Linked DNA regions of Homo sapiens: all the other regions are linked to region 2. A link is a loop called in an ENCODE intact Hi-C map of the cell type or tissue named here. Cell type or tissue: OCI-LY7. All regions are shown on one strand.

Region 1 (4,000 bases), 130 kb before region 2:
TTGGTTTGCATACACATTGTGTAATGATTTTATTTTTTCTTTTTCATTCACTTATTTCCTGAACTCCGGCAGCTTACGTTTTACCTCCTTTGGTCATCTCACCTTCTCTTCTTCAAGATATTACTTCTGTTTTATGATTGTTTTGTGGAAACAATTGCTTCATTACATTTTTTAAAAAATTTACAGCAAGAGACCGGGTGTGGTGGCTCACGCCTGTAATCCCAGCACTTTGGGAGGCTGAGGAGGGCGGATCACCTGAGGTCAGGAGTTCGAGACCAGCCTGACCAACATGATGAAACCCCGTTGCTACTAAAAATACAAAAATTAGCTGTGGCACATGCCTGTAATCCCAGCTACTTGGGAGGCTGAGGCAGGAGAATTGCTTGGACCTGAGAGGCAGAGGTTGCAGTGAGCTGAGATTGTGCCATTGCACTTCAGCCTGGGGAACATGAGCGAGACTCCATCTCAAAAAAAAAAAAAAAATTTGCAGCAAAATGTTCAAAATTTTAATCTGCTCTGAGGTAATGTTTTCTTTTCTTTTTTCTTTTTTTTTTTTTTGAGACGCAGTCTCATTCTGTCACCCAGGCTGGTGTGTTGTGGCATGATCTCGGGTTACTGCAACCTCTGCCTCCTGGGCTCAAGTGATTCTCGTGCCTTAGCCTCCCAAGTAGCTGGGTGTGCCACCACACCCGCTAATTTTTCTATTTTTAGTAGAGACAGGGTTTCATCATGTTGCTCAGGCTGGTCTCGAACTCCTAACCTCAGGTGATCCCCCTTCCTCACCCTCCCAAAGTGCTGGGATTACAGGCGTGAGCCACTGAGCCTGGCCTGAGGTAATGTTTTCATGGTGATTATTCATCAGCATTTGTTTTTCTGTTTCTTTTTCATTTCCTTTTTTTTTTTTTGAAGCAGAGTCTCGCTCTGTCACCCAGGCTGGAGTGCAGTGGCACCATCTCAGCTCACTGCAATCTCCACCTCCCAGGTTCAAGTGATTCTCCTGCCTCAGCCTCCCAAGCAGCTGGGATTACTGGCACGCACCACCGTGCCCAGCTACTTTTTGTATTTTTAGTAGAGACAGGGTTTCGCCATGTTGGTCAGGCTGGTCTTGAACTCCTGACCTCAGGTGATCTGCCCACCTTGGCCTCTCAATGTGCTGGGATTACAGGCGCGAGCCACTGCACCCGGCCTAATTTTTGTTTTTTTAGTAGAGACAAGGTTTCACCATGTTGACCAGACTGGTCAACCACTCAAACTCCTGACCTCAAGTGATCTGCCCGCCTTGGCCTCCCAAAGTGCTGGGATTACAGGCATGAGCCACAGCGCTCAGCCTCTTTTTCATTTTCTTCCTTAAATCTTTTTTGGTTCTTTTTTGACTGTTCATCTTTGAATGAAGTGAATTTTCTTAGCTCAACTATTTACAGGAGATTTGTGTTGTGAAGGGGTCAGGGACATCTTCTGTATCAGTGGGAATTTTTCTTTTGATCCAGGGTTTTGCATATGAGATACTTTAGCCTTTTCTTCTTCGCAGGCAATGAAGACAGGCAGCTGCACAGCTGTGCACAGTGGGATCTCTTCTCACTTCTCATGAACATGTGGCTTCCTGTGAATATGACTTGTGTGTGGAGTTCTAATTTAGTCCCAATTTCTCTGCTACTCAAAATCAAAATGGGTCCAGAGAAACTGGTGCTACCAGCCTACCCACCTGTGTTAGTCAGTTGGAACTGCCGTAACAAAATACAACAAACTCAGTGGCTTAAAACATCAGGAATTTATTTTCTCACAGTTCTGAAGGCTAGAAGTGTGAAATCAAGGGGTCTGAGGGTTGGTCCTTCTTGAGGCTCTGAAGGAGAGTGTGCTCCATGCCTCTCTCCTCGCTGCTGGTGGTAGCCCTGGCATTCCTTGGTTTGTAGACGCATCACTACAATCTCTGTCTCCGTCTTTGAATGCTGGTCTCCTTTCTATGTCCGTGTCTACATTTTCCTCTTTTTTTTTTTTTGGAGACAGGGTCTTACTCTGTCACCCAGGCTGGAGTGCAGTGGCACAATCTCGGCTCACTGCAACCTCCACCTCCTGGGTTCAAGTGATTCTCCAGCCTCCGCCTCCCAAGTAGCTGGGATTACAGGTGTGCACCACCATGCCAGGCTAATTTTTTTGTATTTTTAGTAGAGATGGGGTTTCACAATGTTGGCCAGGCTGGTCTTGAACTCCTGACCTCAAATGATCCGCCTGCCTTGGCCTCCCAAAGTGCTGGGATTGCAGGTGTGAGCCACTGAACCCTGCCATTTTCCTCTTCTTATAAGGACACCAGTCGTTGTATTAGGACCCATCCTAATCTAGTATAACCTCACCCTAAGGATTACATCTACAGAGACCCTATTTCCAAATATGGTCACATTCACAGGTACCAGGGGTTAGGACTTTCACATATCTTCTGGGTGGGGGGTCACAAATCCATAACACTGCCTTCTTCCCATTGTTGCACAAATGGGGCTATTACTTTTTTTTTTTTTAACTTCAGTATACACATCTCACTGGGTGAGCTATTAAGCTCTTACTGAGCTCTTCTGGGGCCCACTCTCGGCCTCCTGTTGTGCCTTTCCTCACAAGCCTTTGCTTTTGGTACCCCTTACACTTATTTTACAGTTATTTTGTTTTACCTGTCTTAATTTTTTTTTAAATTGAGATAGGATTTTCATTCTGGTCTCTTGTGTCCTTTGTTTTGGGAGATGATTTCTGAGGGATGATGGAATTACCAACTTTATGTGACATCTTCAAGCAGGAAATGCCTTGGGTCTTTCTCATTCTTTAGGGGTCACTAACACACTGAACTGAATAAGAAAGGAAGATACTACCAGGGCGTGATGGCTCACGCCTATAATCCCAGCACTTTGGGAGGCCAAGGCAGGCGGATCACGAGGTCGGGAGTTCAAGAACAGCCTGGCCAACATGGTGAAACCCTGTCTCTACTAAAAATACAAAAATTAGCTGGGCATGGTGGTAGGCACCTGTAATCCCAGCTACTCAGGAGGCTGAGGCAGGAGAATTGCTTGAACCAGGAGGCAGAGGTTGCGGTGAGCAGAGATTGTGCCATTGCTCTCCAGCAGTCGAGCAACAAAGGCAAAACTCCATCTCAAAAAAAAAAAAAAAGATTAAAAAAAGGAAGATACTATTTTTAGTGCTTATTTCAGTAAGATGGCCTTCTAGTTTCTTAGTCTCAGCCTACCATGCCAGTTCTACCAACACTGTGTCATAGGTAGGAATTAATAGAATTTGCTTATATGGAGACTTAAAAAAAATCTTGCATATCGATTATATTGAGCTAGAATGCAATTTGAATTATTTTAAACTTTTCTATTATGGTAACAAAAACATAAAATTTAGCTTCTTTTTTTTTTTTTTTTTTGAGACAGTTTTGCTCTGTTGCCCAGGCTGAAGTGCAGTGGTCTGATCTCGGCTCACTGCAACCTCCACCTCCCAGGTTCAAGTGATTCTCCTGCCTCAGCCTCCCAAGTAGCTGGGACTACAGGCATGCACCACCATGCCTGGCTCATTTTTTTGTATTTTTAGTAGAGACTGGGTTTCACCATGTTGGCCAGACTGGTCTCGAACTCCTGACCTCAAGTGATCCACCCACCTCAGCCTCCCAAAGTGCTGGGATTACAGGTGTGAGCCACTGTGCCTGGCCAAAATTTACCATCTTAACTATTTTTAGGTTTATAGTTTGTTAGTGTTAAGGATATTTACATTGTTGTAAAACAGATCCCAAGAACATTTTCACCTTGCAAATATGGAATTTTATACCCATTAAACAGCAACTCCCCTTTAATCCCCTCCCACAGTCCCTGGTAAACCAATATTCTATGTTTGTTTCTATGAATTTTATGACTTTAGACACCTCATGTAAGTGGAACCATACAGTGTTTGTCTTTTGTGACTGGCCGATTTCACTTAGGATAATGTCCTCAAGGTTTGTTCATGTTGTAGCATGTGACAGAATGTC
Region 2 (4,000 bases):
CTCTCAGACCTCCTGGGGTGGTTTCCTGTCACAGAACAGAAGCAATTGCCTCAAATCAGATACCCAAGGATGCTGCAGGGAGAAGAGGCTGGAAGAGGGTGGCTGGGGTTTCACTTGTGTAAGCCACACACCTAAAATAAGCCCCCGCAGGAGACTCTGGGAATTTCCTGTAATTTTCACTGTAAATGTCCTATTTATAAAGCTGAGTCACTGCAAGCCGTTGTTTCACAACCACCCAGCATGTGGAGACAGGCCGGCACAGGAAACAAGGAGCATACCCCAAAACGCAGGCCTCACTCATGGCCTTTGGGGGTTCCCTGGGGCCAGCCTGGGCCTGGCCGTTCAGCCCCTGTAAACACCTCCACAAACTCAGGATTTGGGTCACTGGGCCAGGCTTACGCTCTCATCCCCCATTAGCCCTTTTTCTGGCTTCTTTGCTCCAAAATAGTCTTTTTTTTTTTTTTTTTTTTTTTTTTGGTTATACATTTACAGGAAAAGTCTGGCTTCTTCGAGAGTTGCTTACAGACAGTGCCAGGCCTGTCCCCTCTGGAGACCTGAAGGGTCTGGCCTTAAGTAGGATCCAGGGCAACTCTCTGCTTTCCCACATGAATAGACCTGCCTGGATGCCTCTGCTCATCACCACCTCTATAAAACAAACAGATTCTCCCAGGACAGATTCCATACGTTCAGGGCTCAGGGTGCCTGAACCCAGAATTCATTAAAAGCAGTGAAGGGGCAAAAACGGGAGCAGATGTCAGCAAAGCACAACTGCACTTAGCAAGTTCACCTTTCCATCCAGAGTTCCTTGCAGGAGGGGCCAGGAGGGAACACAAAACCCTCCTCACTTCCTGATTTTACAATCACTCAGCTAGCGGCTACAATCAGGGTCACTAATCACAGCTGTTGAACCAGGCCGCCACATCCTGCCACCAGCAGCCCCGGAAGACACTGTGCAGAGCAGGAGGCAACCCTATGCCACTGGTTCTCTGGTGTGCAGAGAAGTCTCCAAATCAAAGAAACCTTAATGCTTAGTGACAGCTTCTCGTTAAACAAGGTAAACAGTGGTCCAGTGAAAACATTCTCAATGTTGCTGAGAATGTTTCCCTCAACACACTTCTTTTTGGGAGCCAGCTCAGAGGCCCAGCTCTGTGTGCCTTGTGGGTTCAGCTCTGATTTCTGGGAGCCCTGGGAATGTAGGAGGTTTGGACCCTGAGAAGTCCCTGGGCCGGCAGTGCTGTGTGTCAGTGTCAAGGCAGTGCAGTGGCATGGGGCAAGGCCTCTGTGAACTAGTCAGCGGGGAAGGGGCGGGAGGGCATTGCCAGGTGCCCAAGGCTATCTCCAGTGCCAGAGCTCCTCCCTCCCCGTCCCCACATTATGTGACCAAAGGTCTTTGGGTGTTGCTGCCGGATGGTGGGTCTTCTGGTCCAGCTGCTCTCTAACACCTGATGCCCTTTTATCACCCTCTGTCTCTCATACTTCCCAGGCCCCGGCCTGAGCCCCAACCCAGGCAAAGTCCCCTGAAGTCGCTATTCCTTTCCTTATTCTTTATTTTCATCGCCACATCTCTCTCTCTCTCTCTCACCCCCGTTACCAGAGAATTTAGGCTACCTTTTCTCCATCAGCATGGCCCGTGGCCCGACAGCAAATGTCTGAATGTGTGTGTGGTAGCTGGCACTCAGCTTCTCATGAGCTCCGTGATGTGAGCTCCATCTATGGAGGACACAGATGTTAGTGTCACAAAAACCCAGGCATTTTCAACTCCTGTCTAGTGAGTCACCCTTCCCCTAAGCCCCACCCCCACCTATCACAGAGATTAACTGGGGTTGGGGGAGGGTGCTTCTTACTGTAGCAGTAAAAAAACAAAGTAACCTGTCAATTTAGAAAAAACAGATTCAGGCCCAGTGCAGTGGCTCATGCCTGTAATCCCAGCACTGTGGGAAGCTGATATGGGCAGATTGCTTTGAACTCAGGAGTTCAAGACCAGCCTGGGCAACATGGCAAAACCCTACCTCTACAAAAAATTAGCCAGGCATCATGGCACATGTCTGTGGTCCCAGCTACTCCAAAGGCTGAGTGGGAGGATCAACTGAGCCCAGGAGGCAGAGGTTGCAGTGAACCAAAATCGTGCCACTGCATCCAGCCTAGGTGACAGAGACCCTGTCTCAAAAAAAGAAAAAGAAAAAACAGATTCAAACCAATTAGAACTCAGAAGGTTCAGCAAGTTCACCAGACACAAAATCTACCTGCAAAAATCAACAACATCTCTGTCCACCCACAATAACTGCTGAAAAATATTATTAAAAAGATACCATTTACAATAGCAGCAAGAATTACAAAATATATCTAGGTAATAGCCAAGAATACCCAAAACTTCTAAAAACATGTCTTAAATTCTAATAAGGAAACATAAAATGATCTGAATAAATAGAGTACATTCCACATTTTGGGTAGGATGACCTCATGTAAGATGACTTACTTTGGATGACATTTATAAAGACCTAGTTATATGAACAATGAACCTATAAATTTAATGCAATGCTAATCAAAATTCCAACTGGATTTCTTTTTGAGAAACTCAATGGAGAAATAATTAACTTTTACAAAGAAGAGTAGAGGGGAGACTTGCCCAATTACCTACACTACAAAATCAGAATAACAGTAGCAGTGCCAGCTCCGTGGCAGTCCAGTAGACTAGCAGAAAAGCATGGGTAGCTGGGCAACACACTCCGGTCCTTTAGGAACTACACAGAGAGAAAGTTAACCCAGCAAACACAGGTCCTCAGTGGGCTCAGCCACCAGTGGAGGTTTTGCTGGGATATTTTGCTACACTACTATCATTGCAACAAGTATACCTAAGGGATAACAAAACATGTGCCTCAAGGTCCCCGTGTGACTTAAAATGCACTACATCAAACTGGCTCTGTGGAAAGAACAGGACTTAACCGTTCAGCAGGCCTAACTCTCTGGAGCTGCCCCTGAAGTCCGCAGCAGCTACACGTCCTTCATGAGGCCAGATGTGCAAAGCCGGGCCCAGAAAGCTGAGGTAGGTCCCTGCACAAGGCCACAGGGCTTCCATCTCTCTCCACAGAAAACACATCGCAGAGCTCATGAGAAGCTAAGTGCCAGCTACCAGGAGTGCTGGAGGGTGAGCTGGAGGAGGTGGCCTTAGGTGGAGATGAAGGGACAGGAGTCCACAAAGCAGGCCCACTCTGAGTGTCCAGCAATGCTAGGTAAAATTCACAGGTGGAAATCCTAGGCCCCAGGGTGACGGTGTTTGGAGGTGGGGCTTTGGGAGGTGATTCGGTCTTGGGGACAGAGCCCTGAAGAGCCCTTTAATGGAGGGGATTAAAGCCCTTATGAAAGAAACCCCTTCTGCCACAAGAGGACTCTGGGAGAAGGCGCTCTCTATGAACCAGAAATCCAGCCCTCACCAGACACCAAATCTGCCAGCGCCTTGATCTCAGACCTCCCAGCCTCCAGAACTGTGGGAAATAAATGTCTATCCAGTCTGTGGATTCCTGTCCTAGCAACCCAAATGGACTAAGACAAGCATCTTTTACTTCAACTAATTCAAGCAGATGTTCAGCTCTCCTGAATTACTAAAAGCATACACATTTTTAAAAATAGAGCATACAAATCAAATCTCAAGCATTTTGTGTCCACTCTCTTTAGCTCCTTGTCGCTCGTCTCATGTTTCTGTAAAACCACATTCTTTCCTCTCATTTTCGGTGGGGTCTGTCTGGGTTGTGCTGTAGCAACAAAAAATTTCCAAATCACAGAGGCTTTACACATTGATCATTGATATTTGAGCACTGATCATTGCTGAAGCTGAGTAATGGGTACAACAGGTTTGATATTATATATATGCATATATATATTGTATTGTATATATACATATATATTTGAAATTTTCAATAATAAAAGGTTTTGTAAATCTCCATGGCTTAAACCCACAAAGGCTCGTTTCTTGCTCATCTTCCATGTCCCTCATGGATCAGCA
Region 3 (4,000 bases), 430 kb before region 2:
CATGATATCGGCTCACTGCAACCTCCACCTCCTGCGTTCAAGTGATTCTCCTGCCTCAGCCTCCCAAGTAGCTGGGATTACGGGTGCCCGCCACCACGCCCAGCTAATTTTTGTATTTTTAATAGTGACGGGGTTTCGCCATGTTGGTCAGGCTGGTCTCAAAGTCCTGACCTCAGAAGATCCACCCGCCTTGGCCCCCCCAAAGTGCTGGGATTACAAGCGTGAGCCACCGCACCCAGCCAACTAATACTTAATTTTTAATATATAATCCGTGCAGCTAGTGTTGTTTCTCAACACTTAACTCTTGTTTATGTTAAAAGAGCTAAAAAAATTACATGTAACATTAACAAAAACCACCAATTGTCCATTTATGAGTTTAAAGAGTCTTCAGAACTTCAAATTTTAAGTTGTTTTTTTTTTTGTTTTTTGTTTTTGAGACGGAGTCTCCCTCTGTCGCCCAGGCTAGAGTGCAGTGGCGCGATCTTGGCTCACTGCAAGCTTCGCCTCCCGGGTTCAAGCGATTCTCCTGCCTCAGCCTCCCGAGCAGCTAGGACTACAGGCGCCCGCTACCATGCCCGGCTAATTTTTGCATTTTTAGTAGAGACGGGATTTCACCGTATTGGCCAGGCTGGTCTAGAACTCCTGACCTCGTGATCCGCCCGCCTCGGCCTCCCAAAATGCTGGGATTACAGGCGTGAGCCACCGCGCCCGGCCGGTAATAGCAAATTTTTAAAGTGAGATGGGATATTTCAAATATGAGGACTCTGGAAAGAACTGTTACCTCCAAAGAATCGTTGTTTACACCATAATACCACTCTCTCCAATGTCCATGGCTCTCTGGAGATTTTGCCAGTTCTATCACTGCATTGTTTGAAGAAATGCTAATCACAGGTTCTGTGGTACTCAATTTATTCTCTGGAGCAAATTGCAAAAAGAAGGAATAAACTAAGTCTTGTGCGGAGAAGCGTAATTTGTACCAGAGGGGATTCAAATCTCCTTGAAGACTTTGCGGCTGGATCCGAGGCACCTGAATGAGCAGAGTCAAGGTTTCTTTGTCCTGATTACACAGTAACGGAGGACACAAAGGCTCCCCGCTCTTGGTCCCGGGACCACCCATGGCGCAGGCTGAGCGCTGGCCGCCCGTGCCCTCCGACTCCTCGCGTGTTTCCACACTGCTATCTCCGCGCGCACTCTCTCTTCCCGCAGAAGAACCCCACGCCAGGCTCCGGGAGGACAAACAAGGGGAGCCTCCGCCACCAGGTGAGTTTTCTCCTCCAGGAGATGGCTCCTCCACGCTGCCCGGCGGTGACCCCGCGTGCCTGCTCAAGTCCTGCTCCCCCGGCTTGGGGACACGCTCCTCTCCAGCTGCGGCCGGCGGAGGCGCCACCTCCGGGTCGCCCAGGGTGGTGACCCCGGAGCCCGCAGCCCCAGCCACGCAGGTATCGTGGCCTCCGTCCTCCGCGCGACTCCTCGCGGGTCCCGCCTCCCCCTCGCGAGCGGAAGCGCAGGCCTGGCCGTCAGTTCCGGACCGGTCCGCGGACTCTTCCGGCGCGGCGGCGGCGACGGCGACAGCGGGCTCCCGGCGCGCGGCCGGCAGCACCACTGGCAGCGTAACCACCAGCTGCCGCCGGGCCTTGTTGAATTGTGCCTTGCCGCGGCCATCGTCCACTGGGTACGGGAGCGAGAGCCGCAGCCGGTAGTCAGGTTTCCTCGAGTCGAGGCACAGCAGCTTTCTCGTTACCTCCAGCGCCGCCTGCTCGGCCGAGCGCAACAGCGGCAGTTCGATGGTGATCACCAGCTCATGGGGCACGGGGCTCGGGGCTGAGTCCCTGGAGCAGCGGTAATCCTGGAGGTCCACGTGGTGGCGCTGCACCACGCTGTAGCGAGGCTCGGTGGGGGCGGGCTGCAAGGCCGCTTCCGGAGGGGAGGGCGCCCGGGGCCCGGGGGCTGCCGGGTACTGGTAAGGGTAGGGGAAGTCCGGGAGAGGACCCTTCGGCTCCCCGTCAGGCCTTGCGGGGATGACCCCGGGCAGGGGCGTGCGCAGCACCGCAGCCTCTGGGGTCCCCTTATACTTGGCCTTCAGGGTCTTGGCATTCCTGCGGTCCAGCTTCACGCCGAACTGCTTCTCGACGGCCTCCAGGGCCGTGGCGTCCAGCATCTGGCGGAAGCCCTCGTGCCGCCGGGCCAGCGCAAGCGCGTCTGGATGGAAGACCACGTCGTAGACCATGTAGCGGCTGCTGCTGCGCCCCGCGTACTCGCGGCCGGGCGCCAGGCTGTAGGGCAGGGACCAGTGGCTGCCAGGAGCTGCGCCCCGGTCGCCACCGGAGCCGGGCCGGCTGCTGGGCGCGCCCACCAACGCGTTGCTGCAGACATTCACAAAGCAGCGCCGCGCCCCGTCCAGGCTGGTGCGCAGCACATGGCCGGGCTCCGGGTGCACGAACCGCACTTCCACCCCGCGCTCACGCTCTAGCGCGGTGATCTCCGCCTCGTAGCGCCGCCGGTTCTCCGGGTCGGTGAGCTCCTCGGCGTACTGGGAGAACATTCGCCGGAACTCCGGGTCCTGGAAGGCGGAGGTGAGCCGCTGGACCTCCTCTCCGCTCAGGTCCAAGTCCTCCAGCGACGAGGAGGCCGCCGCTTTGGCCATACTGTCCTGTGGCTCCTCGCCCTCGGGCCAAAGGCGATCAGTCTGACACTGGGTTGGGGGATCCGCCTCAGAGTTTCTGGGCAGCGTACAGTGACGCGGTGGAGGTCGGTAACGGCTGGAAAATTGAGCCTTGAGCAGCGCGTGCTTGTTGTCATAGTTACACCACTAACATTCGGGAGGAGGGGTAGAGATCATGGTGGAATAGGCCGGGCGCGGTGGCTCAGGCCTGTAATCCCAGCACTTTGGGAAGCCTAGGCGGGCGGATCACGAGGTCAGGAGATCGAGACCATCCTGGCTAACACGGTGAAACCCCGTCTCTACTAAAAATACAAAAAATTAGCCGGGCATGGTGGCGGGTGCCTGTAGTCCCAGCTACTCGGAAGGCTGAGGCAGTAGAATGGGGTGAAACCCAGGAGGCAGAGCTCTTGCGGTGAGCCAAGATCGCGCCACTGCACTCCGGCCTGGGCGACAGAGCAAGTCTCTCAAGGAAATCATGGTGGAATAGTGGAAATGCCAGAAATAGCCCTCTTAGATTCTTCAAACCAACCCACCACCGTACTTTGTTTTGTTTTGTTTTGTTTTTCTTTTTTTGAGACAGAGTCTCGCTCTGTCACCCAGGCTGGAGTGCAGTGGCGCAGTTTCGGCTCACTGCAAGCTCCACCTCCCAGGTTCACGCCACTCTCCTGCCTCAGCCTCCCGAGCAGCTGGGACTACAGGCGCCTGCCACTACGCCCAGCTAATGTTTTGTATTTTTACTAGAGACAGGGTTTCACCGTGTTAGCCAGGATGGTCTCGATCTCCTGACTTCGTGATCCGCCCGCCTCGGCCTCCCAGAGTGCTGGGATTATAGGATTACAGGCATGAGCCACCACACCAGGTCCAAAACCTTTTTTTTTTTTTTTTTTTTTTTGAGGCTGTCTCACTCTGTCACCCAGGCTGGAGTGCAGTGGTGCAGTCTTGGCTCACTGCAACCTCCGCCTCCCGGGTTCAGGCAATTCTCCCTGCCTCAGCCTCCCAGGTAGCTGGGATTACAGTGACTCACCACCACGTCCGGCTAAGTTTTGTATTTTTAGTAGGGATGGGATTTCACCATGTTGGCCAGGCTGGTCTCCCACTCTTGACCTCATGTGATCTGCCCACCTCAGCCTCCCAAAGTGCTGGGATTACAGGCATGAGCCACCGCGCCCGGCCTAAAACCTTTCTAATGTGCATATTTTTTTGACCCAAATGCCCTTAGAGTATTTGACACAATACTCTTAGAACATTCTCAAGGTGACATCATTTATGATTCTAAAGGTTTGAGAAGAATCTACAAATTCAACAATGGAACTGATTGAGCAGGTTTTGGTAGAGCCA

What was found. Hi-C counts contacts between places; a loop is a spot of excess contacts. Peaks named below come from ENCODE experiments on the same cell type or tissue, not always from the same donor. Only the 100,000 strongest peaks of a DNase experiment are listed, where the experiment ranks them.
Region 1: a loop joins it to region 2, with 8 times the contacts of the local background. A loop is called at or near these places in 3 of 110 quality-filtered maps.
Region 3: it touches region 2 in a loop (4-fold over the local background); 2 of 110 quality-filtered maps call a loop at or near these places.

Annotation. Positions count from the first base shown.
Region 1 is chr14:49,929,341-49,933,340 of GRCh38, forward strand. All of the region lies in intron 4 of LOC100506446 (a long non-coding RNA gene), which reads right to left. Among named protein-coding and RNA genes, the nearest start is that of MIR6076, 35 kb to the right of the region's middle. RefSeq lists enhancers at 941-990, 2,574-3,075. In OCI-LY7, no CTCF peak of the experiment used is centred here; DNase peaks (open chromatin) are centred at 841, 1,601 and 3,219; H3K4me3 peaks cover 858 bases; H3K27ac peaks cover 3,014 bases.
Region 2 is chr14:50,061,009-50,065,008 of GRCh38, forward strand. The region is part of intron 2 of LINC01599 (long intergenic non-protein coding RNA 1599); the gene reads right to left. Among named protein-coding and RNA genes, the nearest start is that of LINC01599, 42 kb to the right of the region's middle. RefSeq lists enhancers at 72-361, 562-741, 1,232-1,301, 1,772-1,981, 3,537-3,586 and 1 more. In OCI-LY7, a CTCF peak has its summit at 1,701; DNase peaks (open chromatin) are centred at 193, 913, 1,343 and 1,753; H3K4me3 peaks cover 2,347 bases; H3K27ac peaks cover 2,405 bases.
Region 3 is chr14:49,632,506-49,636,505 of GRCh38, forward strand. DNAAF2 (dynein axonemal assembly factor 2) reads right to left here and starts at 2,739. Exons shown (of 3, transcript NM_018139.3): 1 at 782-2,739. The coding sequence starts at 2,644. RefSeq lists enhancers at 102-862, 681-890, 961-1,020, 1,571-1,810, 1,623-2,383 and silencers at 1,301-1,570, 1,841-2,080, 2,311-2,360. In OCI-LY7, CTCF peaks have their summits at 1,832 (motif pointing right) and 2,039; DNase peaks (open chromatin) are centred at 1,486, 1,866, 2,436, 2,756 and 1 weaker place; H3K4me3 peaks cover 4,000 bases; H3K27ac peaks cover 2,831 bases.